Linked DNA regions of Homo sapiens: region 2 is linked to region 1. A link is a contact called in ENCODE Hi-C data. All regions are on one chromosome and are shown on one strand. Each heading gives the region's core, a stretch centred on a gene start or an enhancer-like site at or near the end of the contact. The rest is flanking DNA. Distances are from core to core; before and after follow the strand shown. Region 1 overlaps DCUN1D3 (defective in cullin neddylation 1 domain containing 3). Region 2 holds the start of IGSF6 (immunoglobulin superfamily member 6).

What was found. Hi-C counts contacts between places; a loop is a spot of excess contacts on that map. Pooled maps may share reads with other maps.
Region 2: a loop to region 1 is called in a pooled map, with 2.2 times the contacts of the local background. The contact joins the promoter of IGSF6 here to the enhancer-like site in region 1. A Hi-C loop is called at or near these places in 4 of 37 single-sample maps with no recorded cell type and 5 of 50 pooled maps.

What each region holds. Positions count from the first base shown.
Region 1 is chr16:20,867,323-20,874,748 of GRCh38, reverse strand. All of the region lies in intron 1 of DCUN1D3 (defective in cullin neddylation 1 domain containing 3), which reads left to right. Among named protein-coding and RNA genes, the nearest start is that of DCUN1D3, 29 kb to the left of the region's middle. RefSeq lists enhancers at 1-36, 287-386, 7,349-7,426. Within about 2 kb of position 5,693, at least 19 of the 41 ENCODE cell types and tissues checked have a DNase peak (open chromatin) inside an H3K27ac peak, as active enhancers do.
Region 2 is chr16:21,647,338-21,654,033 of GRCh38, reverse strand. IGSF6 (immunoglobulin superfamily member 6) reads left to right here and starts at 1,426. Exons shown (of 6, transcript NM_005849.4): 1 at 1,426-1,502; 2 at 6,542-6,696. The coding sequence starts at 1,436. All of the region lies in intron 4 of METTL9 (methyltransferase 9, His-X-His N1(pi)-histidine), which reads right to left. LOC124903663 (a long non-coding RNA gene) reads right to left here. Exons shown (of 2, transcript XR_007065025.1): 2 at 6,567-6,696.

The sequences.
Region 1 (7,426 bases), core at 4,444-6,943:
GCATTTCCTGTCAGTCTTTGAAACTTAAACACTTTCTTAATAGGCTCTTCGGCATGTAAAATCAAAGAGAAATTGTCTCAGTGATAGGAATTGAAACCAAGAGGGTAGCCAAGTTCAGGTTAGATTTGGGCTTTCAGTTTCATGGGATATGGTTTAGATCAAATACCTGTTTCAGCTGGAAGGTTGATCATGTTATTGTACAGAGAAAGACTTCTGAGAGATTTTTGCTTTCAGCCTTTCACATGGTGTCTGAATGCTGGGACGGGGTTCCTCTTTGGGAACAAGATGATGACAGCAAATATGTACACAATAGAATAAAGCTCCTGAAGTATTCTGTGGCATATCTACTTGAAGGAGGTCTAACGGTGTAAAAATTGCAATTGGAAAGATTCTTGTAGCCAGTTAGTCATACCATCTTTTAAATAGCATCCTACTGGTCCACGTAGTTATAATGGAATTTGACAGCTTTCATGAACTTGGGATCATTGGTCCTGTTGTTCAGCTAAGGGTCCTATGATATATTCGACTAGAAATTGTGGCCTAGTCAGTTGGTTCTGAACCATGAATCAGAACATCTGGCAATTAGATCTTCTCTCTCTTTGCTCTCTGAATAGAAGAGATCTGAGTGACATAGCTGTGTCTTGGTAGGGACTCTTTCAGTTGTGATAGAAAACCTGATATCTAACTTATGCAAAGGAGAGTTTGTTGGCTCACACCTGTGAAGTTCAGGCTTTGATCTTGACTCTAGGAACAGTTGGATTCAGGGTGTAAATAATGCCTTCAAAATTCAGTTTCCCTTTGTCTCTTCATACTGCTTTCCACTTGGTGATTTCATTTTTGGGTTCTACATGCATTTGAGCTGAGCCCCATGTGATAAACAGGGACCATTTAATCCTCACAGTGACCCCCTAGGCATTCTTATTTTCTCTGGTAGCTCTTTCTGGTAGCATCTCCAGCCTCCTGTATTTTCAGGGTTGAGATTCTGTCTGGCTGGCTTGTCATGGGCATATCCTGGGTCCAGTCATTAAAGCCAGGGGCATGTGAGGCCTTGGTGGGGCTGAGTCCCATAGTTCTTTATGAACCCCACCCAGCCATATGGCCGAGAGCGAGGGAAAAGGATCTGCTGGTGAAAATTGGGTAATCACCTGATGAAGAGCCTGGATGCTGGGAAGGCAGACACGTCTGCTACAAATCTGTCCTTTGACCCAGTCTGCAGCTTGACAGCCCATGTTAGTCTTCACACTAAATCCAGCCCATTGACCATTTCCAGGCATTCCACATTTCTCTTTTGAATGAGCCTCTTGCTCCCTGGGAATGTGAATCACTCAATCCATGGGCCAGACCCTTCTACCCCTGATGTTAAACCTTTGATAAGGGGACTGTTACTCATTAGACCTTAAGATGGTCATCATCTTTGTCCTCTTCTTTTCCTTGGAGGGAGTGTGAGGAGGAAGTTGATCTTCTTTTGAAAGAATAAATTGAGGAAATTTAGATATAAGTGAAAGATGTCTTTAGGATTAAGCTGCTTTTCTCCCCATTCCCCCATCATTTAAAAACACTTCCTTAAAATCCCTGGAGCCAGAATCACTGGATCATTGGATTGGTTAGTTGTTTTTTTTTTTTTTTTTGAGACAGAGTCTCGCTCTGTAGCCCAGGCTGGAGTGCAGTGGCACAGTCTTCCTCACTGCTACCTCTGCCTCCCAGGTCCCACTTCAAGCAGTTCTCCTGCCTCAGGTTCCCAAGTAGCTGGGATTACAGGCATGTGCCACCATGCCCAGCTAATTTTTGTATTTTTAGTAGAGACGGGGTTTCACCATGTTGGCCAGGCTGGTCTTGAACTCCTGACCTCGTGATCCACCTGCCTTGGCCTCCCAAAGTGCTGGGATTGCAGGCGTGAGCCACTGCGCCTAGCCTGGTTAGCCTTTTTGATGTGATTCGCAGTGAAGCAAGACTGAAAGGATATACTCCAAAATATTAACCGTAGGTGGTGAAATTAGTGATTGGCTTTTTTTTTCTTTATGCCTCTCTGTACTTTCTAAACTTCACAAAATAATTATGTAATACTTTTGAATTTGCCAGCAGGAAAGAGAGTCTAGTGACCTCACTTTTCTGACCAGGTTACTGATGTGGTTGAAAGCAGGAATTCTTTTATTGTGTGGATCTTTTCTGTCCCTCTTCCTCTTCCTGTCTGCTATGCATTAGCAGTCAACCTCCATCGTGGGGAAAAAGCTGATAAATGTGGTCTTAATGGATTTAGATTTTTTTTTTTTTTTTTAAGAATTAGCAAACATTAAGAGGTTGATTGGTTACCACGTGGTGAACCTGAGGCCTACTTAGAGGCCTTTGGCTCCCGAAACCACATATCTACATTTGTGGTCATCCAGGTGCCCTTTAAGACATTTGGATGCAGTCATTTATCATCTGTATGTTGTGTTCCTTCGTCGTCTTTGGACTCATTTCATAATTTCCTTTCTTGCCTTTTACTTAGATGCAAAAATCTAACCTTATCTCCAGTTCACTAATTTTCAGTGAGTTGCTGACTCCCAAGTTCTCAGAAGGTGATTGAAAAATGAGCAGTTGATGTGGTAATTGGGTGTTTTGAGGACTAATCAGCTACAATCAGGTAAACCTCCAGGGTGGCTGATAACCATATGCTGACTGGAAGGAGGGTATTAGTGCTAATCAGTGGTTTACTTTCAGTGGGCTCTACTGAGGCTCCATCCTAAGGAATAAAACAAGCTGCAAGCTTATAACGGAGATGAAGAGTGCAGCAGGCATGCCGTTTTTATTAGAGTTAAGGTTCAGTACAAATCCAGGATGGCTTTCTGGTTTTAAACAGGGAAAGTCACTGGAAAAGCTGGTGTGAAAACAAAGAATGACCTAGAAATTTGGTGCCCATTTATGATGCTCCCCCTTGCACATAAGTGGGTAGTTAGAAATGCCCAGATCAATAGTGACAGCAAAAAATATTTCAAGTATGGGTCAGTGAAATGATATAGCCCTTTTTTGGTTATTTTGAGTTATGTGGGATTAAACATGTAGCTCAGTTTGGAAGCCCAGAGACCAAAAAAATGGTTCATTATTTGGTATTTGGAAACTTTATAGTATGTGCGTGTGTTGGCTTGGCTGTATTTGGCAAGTAGGCATTTGTTCTAGCCAGCCCACACTGGCTTCAGTCCTGAGGCCTCAACTGGACATATATTCTTAGTAGTGAATTCAAAGGGTGCAATGCGAGGGACATTGAGAACACTTTCAAAAAGAAATGACTTTATGCTAAACTGGCTGGTCTTAGTCATGTGACCTAAGATGATTTTTATAGAAACATAGCCAGTTTTCTTTTTTAAAAGTTTTCTCTGTCCTCCCTACCCCCTTTCTCCCTTCCTTCCTCCCTCTTTTCTTTTGCACTTTTGAGATTGGTTGATGTAAAAAGTCATGGGTTCCTCCCCAACCCTAACTGGAACTGCTGTTGCTTGTTGCTGCTGTACATTTTAGGACAAAAAGTCTTTTAAAAGCTGGAAAATAGAAGCAGACGGGTCTCGTTTGCTTTGGCAGAGGGATCAACTTTCCCTCCCAAGTAGCTCTGGGTAAGACCTAATCTCCAAAGGTGATCTTTGAAGTCTTAAGTTGGAAGTGGCAGCAGCAACTGTGCATTTAAAGTGTTCCCTCAGTCTTCCTTGTTATTTTTGCACATTTACTTTCTAGGAAGTAGTTTACAAATGGACACCAGCCATATTCCGTCTTTTTCTCAGGTCATTCAGAGTCTTGCTCCCAGGTGGGATCAAGGGGCTCCTGTGGTCCTTGAGACTCTCCGGAGGATGGCTGTGCCAGTACAACCGCCTCAGCCCCTGGCAGCTGTAGAAAAGCTGTCTGAGGAATTCATGTACTTATGTTCTCTGGCCTTTGGGTATCTGACATATGTAGGAAGAAATAAAAAGCTGCACCCAGCTAGCTCTACAAACTATTTAGATGAAAGTTGAAAAGATGGGCTTTTTATATTGTTAATATGTAGGAGCACCAGCATCTGGCAGTGGTTTCTTGCTGCTGAATAGATTCTAGATGGGAACAGAATGGAGGAGTGGAATGGATTGGTCCCTTCTGTCAAGGAAGCCTCAGAGCAGATCTCAAGTGCTTTGCTGACACTGACTTTTGGTGCCAGCATTTGCCTCCTGTTTTTTAGCTCCTCATTTCACAAGTCTGTTCCTTGGGTGACAGGCTGTCCATTAGTAGTAGCCAACATGCATTCCTCTGAGTGGGCTTCCTGACCCAGCGAGCTGCAGCAGTTTACTTGGGTCTGTTTTCCATGTCTGGACCTGTTACTGACCCTCCAGAGATCAAACTAAGATGATTAAGGAGAGGGAAGGCTGCAAAACTGGTGTTTCCTATCCCTCGTTGTTCAGATTGGAGTAGCCCTGCTTTCCCTCTGCTTTTGGACTTCTGCTTTTTCTTTGACTCTGATAGTCTTGGGCAAGGAGTAGTGTGAGATCTGTTCACCAAGGAGGCAAAGTGCCTGTCCTTAGGAGGGTTGCACATTTAGAACTTTGGCCTCACTGAATGCCAAAAAAGGTGAAGTAGTCCCAGAATATTAGACCTTGGAAAGACTAACCCAGACCTCTCACTTTAATGTCAGTGTCACAGAAACTCAGAGAGGTTAAGTGGCTTGCTCGAGAGTGCACATTGCTCAGGAGGATTTCACACCAGAACCAAAGGCTTCCTGGGGGCGTATTCTGTTCCTATTGACTTGGTTCCTCAGGAATATACTTAGGCATTGATAGGATGTTGGACATTTTCTTCTTGGGGCACCAGGACCTCCTTAGGGGTAGGGGAATATCCTGGCACACATCATAGCAGAGAACAGTAGTGAGACCAGTGATGGAAAGTGGCGAGTTTAGAGTCAGACTGCCTGGATTTGAATCCTTCTCCTCCATTGGCTGTGTGACCTCAGGCTACCTCCCTCAAGCTCTATTCACTTCCTCCCTCTGTAAAATGAAGATTATATTGTCTTCCTTATAGAGTCGTGGATTACATGTGATAATTCATGCCAATAAATATATGTAATTATTTTTACAATATTGTTATTAATATACATTAATAACATGAGCCAACCATATCAACCCTCTCCCTCCTCCTTTCCATTTCATGCTTATAGACATTTAAGGACCAGAATTAAACCTGCCTTCTCTCTGAAACTTGCCCATGGAAAGTCTGGCAGACTGGTTTTATTTTCCAGCCTTACTGCTTAGTAGTTAAGAGACCTGTTTCCTAATCTATGAAAGCTGCAACAACTATTTTCTTGAGGTTGTTGGGAGGCTTGAAGGTGATGATGAATATGAAGCATGTAGCCCCAGGCTCCACAGATACTGATTTCACGTCCCCAGTCCCTCCCTACCTTTCTTTCCGTAATAGTAGTTCACACTTCTCTCTCCTTCTCCTGTCTGCATTTGTACAGAGTCTCAGTGTGAGTTTGTCCTCTGTGGTGGTTCTGTTCTGTAAGACACAGTTGAGAGTAAGCCCCTAGAAGACAGGGACTTGCCTGGTTGTCATTTCATGATCTGCCTAGGAGATGGGAACAACTTCCTGATCCCTCTTTGGAGCTAGAGCAACCCAGGGACTGCAGCCTCTGGGATTGCCCTTTGGGCTCAGCAGTGGCCGCTCCAGGCCTAGGACCAGGCAGCCAGCCAAGCCCATCCCCAGGAACAGCGGCCAGCGCTGGCACAGGGGAGGAAAGAGTCTGGAGGCTGATGTGCAGAGGAGGGAGGGAGAGGCAGAGCAGCTGGGCTGAGACTGAGGGAGAGAAGCTGGAGGCTGATCTTGGTCCAGCAGAAGCTGAGCAGAGCTGCTGTCTTTGGTCTTTCAGGTAAACACTCAAAGCTATAAGTAGAAAAGAAAAAAAGCCTAGAAGTTGGTTTCCCCAGTGCATGGGTTTTTTTTTTCCTTCTTTCTTCTGCCTTTTCTTTCTCCACATCCCTCCTTGTCTCTGGCTCCATTCAACCCATTTGTGTCCCTTGCTAATGCAGGAGAATGGTCACTTATTGTGAGCAGACCTGAATCGCTATGGGAGATCTGGGCTGGCTCCTGAAAAGAGCACTGTTCTAGGAGAAGGGAGACGATTCTGTCACCAAAGTTGTGACAATAATTATAACTATTATAGAGGCTAACACCAACCAAATGCTTTCTGTGAGTCAGGTATTGAGCAGAGCATTTACCTGCGTTATTTATTCTACCCAATAGTGCTTTGAGGTACAACTGCCTCGATTTAAAGTTCCATGCGGACAGTTCCCATTATTTGGTGAGATTGCCATGGCAATGGCAATGGTTTGTCTTGGTTTGTCTGAGCTCATCCTCTTCATCACTGCGCTTCTGTTTCCTCCATTCCTAAATAGACTCCTTGACCTCAGTTTGTCTGTGTTTAGTTTCCTGTAAAATGGGGGTAATTGCTTCACAGAGCTACATTTATATATAGCTTTCTTAATGTATTAACAAATACCAAATGATATTCAGGACTAATAATGCTCTGTTGCTGTTGAAAATTTGGTGCTGGGATGTCCAGATTGTGCTGAGGCTGTCCACTTCAGAGGTGGCAGTGATGGGGAGGAGGACCAACTGGGAAGGCAGTTCCATTAAATTAGTAACTGAGTGGAAAGCTAGACATCCTTTCTTTTGCAGAGATCTACAGAGTTGGGACTAAGTGGAGAGGGGAAGGAGTTTGGAACTGGCTGAAAGCCTGCTCCAGGTTAGGGACTGGGCATAACCAGCAATTCATTGTCCGTTGGGCACAGCAGATACTCAGCTTGATTTTATTCAGGATCAATCACAAGGAAATCCTGTGTTGTGGAGAGTCTGATCCTCCAAGCATTACTGGGTAGTGGTGTATTTGAGTAGGATCAGTGCTGTGGCAAGATAATCGGTTTTGGAACAAGCCCTGGGCCAGTGACTCAGTGCAGGGATAGGAAGTCCTGGCCAGCTGGGCCTGTGGAATCTGAGGCCTGGAGCCCATTGTTCAGATGGGGTAAGTTGGGGCTTCCAACAGGCTAACCAGATACTACTGAGCTACTACTACTACTGATACAGTAACAGCTGTCATATCAAGTGTTTTCTCTGAAGCCATGTACCTTTAATCTGCAGTTCCTCACTGAATCCTTTCAAGAGCTCTATCAGGCAGATATCATTTTGCAGATTGAGGAAATTCAGGCTTCCATTAGGGTCAAACAATTAGCCAGTGGCGCAGTTGGGCGTCCTTTTCAGAGCTGGAGCTTTTAACTGTGCTGGTGGACAAAAACGTCACACGTTTAGGGCATCTGGACTAATTCTCGTTTCCACGTCTGGTGGGGCTGAGCCTGGGTGCATGGTGCTTGCCTGGATCATGGCAGCGAGTAGGAGATCCTTCTTGAGCACCGAGCACAGACCATGTGTTCTCTCTCCAGTGGCT
Region 2 (6,696 bases), core at 177-2,676, 780 kb before region 1:
AACAGACTGAGAATAACTTTCTGTTAATGAGAAAATATATCATGAGCAGATGCCAAGGGCACAGACATCATATCATGGTGGGGAGATTTTTCATAATTTTCAGTGGTGCAGATGACGCTCTTCCCATGTCTGGGGAATTGCCTGCCCAGAGTCTGGGAGAGACACAAGGCCTGGGAGCCGCTTTCCTGGCCTGCCGTGCAGCTGAGGCACTGGCACGCAGCCTAAGCCAGGCACACTTGCCCATGCCCTGGAATGGAGAGCCAGTGACCCAGAGTAGTGGGGATGTGAGCTTCTCCTTCTCTGGGGGTGGAGCAATGGCAGTGAGACCAAGGGGCTGGGGCAGTGGTTGAGCGATGCTGACAACAGGGCTGATGGCACCTAGTGTTTGGCAGTGGCAGTAGCATCCTCTTCAGACCTGTTTATGGTGTGATTTGAGGCATTCTTCCTGGCTGTGGACCCCACACAAGATTCACTAGCCCTCCCAGTGACTCTAGGATCTACCTTCAAATGTTTGCATAAATTTCCTTTTAAGTCAGCCTGAGTCTGTTTCTGCTGCTTTACAAAGAAGACCCTTACTGAATCACCACTAAGTGCTGGGGGAGAGGACACAGAGGACAGAGGGCCCACATATTTGTTTCTCAACACATTAAAAGGGGGTCTTTGGGCCAGGCATGGTGGCTCACACCTGTAATCCTAACACTTTGGGAGGCCAAGGCAGGGGGATCGCTTGAGGGCAGGACTAGCCTAGACAACACAGAATCTACAAAAAAAAAAAAAAATTAGCCAGGGGTGGTGGTGCATGCCTGTAGTCCCAGCTACTCAGGAAGCTGAGGCTGCAATGACCTGCAATCTTGCCACTGCATTCCAGCCTGGGTGATAGAGACCCTGTCAAAAAAGGGGGGAAGGCAGGTGTCTTTGGATTCAAAACTGGAGTACAAAAAGTTAATAACAGACAATTTATTTATTCGCTGCATTAGAATGTGTTGTTTACTAACTTTTCTCATCTCTACACAAAGCCACTTCTCCTTCTGCTGTTCTTTGTTCCCAGCAGTTACTGGCCCAGAGTGGCACCCAGAGCAGGTACCCTAGACAGTGACTGAACTGTTCTGAAAAATCCAAGTACGAATTATTTGTCAAACAATACTCCTTCCTGGAAATATGTGCTAGGTGTAAATCAAAATCTCACCCAGAAACATCTAACACCTATGACAACTGTAAAATCCATGGAAAAAAAAAAGATATGCACATTTCTAAATGTGCTCCAGGCCAAAATCTCAATGTTAAATGGTGAAGCCATCCTTGCACAATTTCAAAAAGTTCCTGATTATGGTTCCTTCATAAGAGGTTCCTCTCTTCAGCTCTTCTTCCCTTCTGAAAAAAGAAAGCCAACTTTCCTTTCAAATACACACCCCAACCCGCCCCGGCATACACAGAAATGGGGACTGCGAGCAGAAGCAACATCGCTCGCCATCTGCAAACCAATCTCATTCTATTTTGTGTCGGTAAGGTTCTTTTTCTTCTCCTCCTTCATTTTATTTAAATCAACTGCTATTTTTCACCTAATGCATTTATATTTTAAGCTCCTTCAGATTAATTTTTAAATGTATAACATTATGAAAACTGCCTAAGAGGATAAGTTTCCTTTTTCCCCTGAGAAATAGACAATAAAAAAATAGCTGAGAAAAAGTTTCATATTAACCTTGAAAAGTCTCTTTGCTATTATGCTAATTGGAGACAATCTGACCAAAGGGTTGAAAATATTCTTAAAATCGTAGGTATAAGTTATCAATAATTTAATTATCATACAAACTTGATCTGCACATAGAAAGCAATAAATGATTATTTGCTGAATATTTTCAAAGAACAATTTCTATAAAAGTACTTTTCATTTAAGAAAAAAAAAACTGCCATGACTCCAATAGCCATCCCATAGTATATCTATTTTTAAAATTCTGTCTACTTCTGTTTTTTTATCTATGAAAGAGAAAGGATTTCCAATACATCTAGTAATCTCAGATTTGCCCACACAATTTGGATTATAGGGCAGGGAAGGGGGGAAAGTTCTTAATTTTTTCTCATCTGTGAAGAAATATATCAAAATGTTAATGGGAGTTATTTCAGGCAAAAGGACTATGGGTGACTTTTTGCTTCTACTTTTAATAACCTGTTTTTTGCTAATAAGTATATATTACTTTCATAGACTATTTTAATTAGCATTATTTTAAAGAAGAATTCCTGTCTTTTAGAGATATATTCTGAAAGATGCAGATAAAATGGCTGGGATTTGCTCTAAAATAATATGGGAGTGAGGGAGTAGGTGGGAGGAGAAAAGAAACAAGATTGGGTCGAAGCCATGTGATGGCAGGGGGTTGACTGTACTACTTCGCTACTTTGATATGTTAGAAATTTGAAATCTAATATAATAAAGCTTTGGGCTGGGCGTGGTGGTTCATGCCTGTAATCCCAGCACTTTGGGGGCCAAGGTGAGAGGATCACTTGAGCTCAGGAGTTCAAGACCAGCATGAACAACATAATGAGACCCCCATTTCTACACAAGAAAAAAAAATAGCTGGGCGTGATGGCACCTGCACTGCACCTGCAGTCCCACCCACCTGGGAGGCTGAGGCAGGAGGATCACTTGAGCCCAGGACTTTCAGGCTATAGGGAGCTGTGATTGTGCCACTGCACTCCAGCCTGGGCAACAGAGCAAGACATTTACTTACTTCTTACTTACTAGATAGAGAGACAGCTTTGTTTAAATGTCAAGAATTAGTTCTCTTCCTACTTTCAATATGGCTTTTTTGTTTGTTTGAGACGGAGTCTCGCTCTGTCACCCAGGCTGGAGTGCAGTGGCAAGATCTCGGCTCACTGCAAGCTCCGCCTCCCGGGTTCACGCCATTCTCCTGCCTCAGCCTCCCGAGTAGCTGGGACTACAGGCATCTGCCACCACACCCGGCTAATTTTTTGTATTTTTAGTAGAGACAGCGTTTCACCGTGTTAGCCAGGATGGTCTCGATCTCCTGACCTCGTGATCCGCCCGCCTCGGCCTCCCATAATGCTGGGATTACAGGCATGAGCCACCATGCCCAGCCTCAATATGGTTTTTTAAAATAATAAGAATAATCTTTCTATTCCCTCCATGGAGGAAATAAATCTTCAACCTTTTCATTGGATACTGTGTTTAAAAAACAATTCCTAGAATATGAGGATTCTTAAAAGAAATCATTCACAGAAGCAGGCTGTGGTGTGACATATCCAAACTTCTCTTTTTTGTTAATAGGTTGCCTAACTGGTTGGGGGAGGGAACCACAGTTTCATCACAAGTTCCTGCTCACAGAGGAAATCATTACAATTGGTTTTCTCCCACACATAGCCTAATTGGGAAGAAGGTGGAAATAAGTAGAGATATGAAATTCCAAAGTTACAAATACCTGTTTTTATCCTATACTACTAGTTTTTAAAGAAAAGTGTTGAAAGTCAGCTATCCCCGCCACCCCAACCTCTATTTTTTTTTTTTTTTTTTTTGAGACAAGAGTCTCACTCTGTCACCCAGGCTAGAGTGCAGTGGCACAATCTCAGCTCACTGCAACCTCCACCTCCTACGTTCAAGCGATTCTCCTGCTTCAGCCTCCCAAGTAGCTGGGATTACAGGCGTCCACCACCACACCTGGCTAATTTTTTGTATTTTTAGTAAAGATGGGGTTTTACCATGTTGGCCAGGCTAGTCTCGAACGCCTGACCTCAGGTGATCTGCCCGCCTCGGCATCCCAAAGTGCTGGGATTACAGGCGTGAGCCACCATGCCCAGCCTCTATTCCTTTTATAGAGACAGGATCTCACAATGCTGCCCAGGCTGGAGTGCACGTCCAGACTCTATTCCTTTAATAGAGACAGGGACTCACAATGCTGCCCAGGCTGGAGTGCAGTGGTGCCATCACAGCTCACTGCAGCCTGGAATTCCTGGGCTCAATCAGCCTCCGGTCTCAGCCTCCTGAGTAGCTGTGACTAATGGCCACACCACCACGCCTGGCTCTTTGGCTTCCCTTTTAAAAACACTACCCAATTTGGAAGGCTGAGGCGAGTGGATTGCTTGAGCCCAGGAGTTTAAGACCAGGCTGGCCAACATCGCAAAACCCTGTCTCTACTAAAAATAAAAAAATTAGCCAGGCGTGGTGGTGCACACCTATAGTCTCAGCTACTCCAGAGGCTGCAGTGAGAGGATTGCTTGAGCCCAGAAGACAAAGGCTACAGTAAGTTAGCCAAGATCACACCACTGCATTCCAGTTTGGGCGACACAGTGGGACCCTATCTCAAAAATAAAAATGTGTAAATAATGGAATCGTCCACTTTTTAAAAATAATTTTACAAATAAAAATAAAAACATTATCTGAAAGATGACTTGAGACTGAGACAGTGCTTAACTTTGCTAAGTTTTGGCAGACCCAATTCCATTTTAAATTTCCACTCAGTATATACTATAAAATGTTTCACTGTACTTGTAAGGTGCTTGAGTCTGGGCAGGAGACATGAGGTTGTATTTCTCAGACTTGAGAGGGAATCCAATCCCCTTGGCTGGAGATGGAGCTGAGCTGGGCCTCCCACAGACACGAAGCTCAGAGAAGCTTGCAGGCCTCCTCCAGGTGACTGCACCCTCTTGTCTGGTTTGCATTTATCAGGTCACCACAGAGCTCCCAGCTCATCTCATGTTGCACAAATACTAAAATATAACATGATGAGAAGAGAGCAAGGCGCAGTGGCTCACACCTGTAATCCCAGCACTTTGGAAGGCCGAGGCAAGCGGGTCGCTTGAGTTTAGGGGTGCAAGATCAGCCTAGGTAACAAGGTGAAACCCTGTCTCTACAAAAAATACAAAAATTAGCTGGGCACAGTGCTGCAGGCCTACAGTCCCAGCTACTTTTGAGAAGCTAAGGCAGGATGATGGCTTGAACCTGGGAGGTCACAGTTGCAGTGTGCCGTGATTGCACCATTGCACTCCAGCCTGGGAGACAGAGACTCTGTCCAAAAACAATAACAAAAATGAAAACAAAAACAAAAAAACATGGTGAGAAGAGACTCGCATCACAAACGCCATGATTCTAACTTTAATTCCTCTGCTGTTATGAATGGGGATCCATAAGAGAAACGCTAAGAGAAAAAAGCCCCTGTCTGAAAATTAAGCATCAGACCACTTGGATGACTTTTCAGTTTCATTTACAGTAGCAAAGGACAAACTCACACAAATAGGACCATTTGGGAATATATGACCAGGCGGAACTCAGACCAAAAACTTGACAAATTCCAATTTGTCTCAACCAATACTATTTTACCTATGGCCTCCCCTGCCGCAAAAGAAGGGTTTAGGGCGGGTCTTTCCATTTGTGCACTCGAGTGGCTTTCCAGCTTCACATGCCTGGGATATAAAGGCCAAGGTGGGGGACTCAATCCTCATAACTTGGAAGAGCACCACATGGTGGACAGTACACTGGAGTGGGTGACTAATCCCAGCTCTGTGAACACCTTGTGGCTAGACGTCCACAACCATCTCTCCAACAGCCATCTGACACTGTGGGAACAGTAGCAGTGGCGGCTGCAGCAGCAATCGCTCCCTTGTATTTAATACTTACTATAGCTTAGGCAGGTAAACACTTCCTAGGCATCATCTTGAACGTCACACTAACTGCATGAGGTCAACAATACTATCCCCATTTTCTAATGAGGAAACTGAGATACTGAGATTATAATGCTGGGAACAGGCAGAGCTAGGATTTGAACTCAAGTCTGTGCTCTTTATCACAATATTGTTAATTAAATAAGATAAATGCTACAAGGGCCTACAAAGCAGCACACACGCCAGGGAGAAACCAAATCTGCTTAGCTATGGCCTGGCGAGCTCATATGGTCCCTGCTCAGTAATCAAAGACATGGTAGGCTAAGCCAGGGCTGCATTTCCACAGGTGTACATGTTGCCTTTTATCATGTTTCCCAAAGGGACACCAGGCTCACAAAGAAACAATTGTGAATGGCCATGAATTCCTGGCGATCTCAACTCCCACAAAGCACAAACATCGCTGCTGCTCATAGGCTCCATCAGCGGCAGCAACGTTCGTCTGGGGACACAGGTTACCACACTGAACACAGCACTCTGGGGAGGCCAGGGTGCGGACAAGAAAGCAGGCAGGAGATTAAGTGATTGGATCGAAGGAAAGCTTGTAAGGAGCAAGAGTCACAGATGGACCCCAAACTTCTGAGTCCAATACGGTGCCACCTCTATGCAGGCCTCCTGCACAGGGACTCTGTTCCCCTGAAGCCTCTCTAGGGCTGGCCTCCAGTGAACAGACATCATGTGACCCAGCAGGTCAAGGTCAGAAAACAGGAGGAGTTGGGGCAAGTGAGGACCACTGGTGTTTATTTTTAGTCTTATTTATATTGGGATTAAGGTAAGAAAAATAACAGAATGGCTGGGTTTCCTACCTCAAAAATATAATAAAAGCACAAAGTGAGGTGGCAGGCCCATTAACCCACTCATCTGCTTCCTCCCACAGGTGCTGTGGGCGCCTGTACTCTCTCTGTCACACAACCGTGGTACCTAGAAGTGGACTACACTCATGAGGCCGTCACCATAAAGTGTACCTTCTCCGCAACCGGATGCCCTTCTGAGCAACCAACATGCCTGTGGTTTCGCTACGGTGCTCACCAG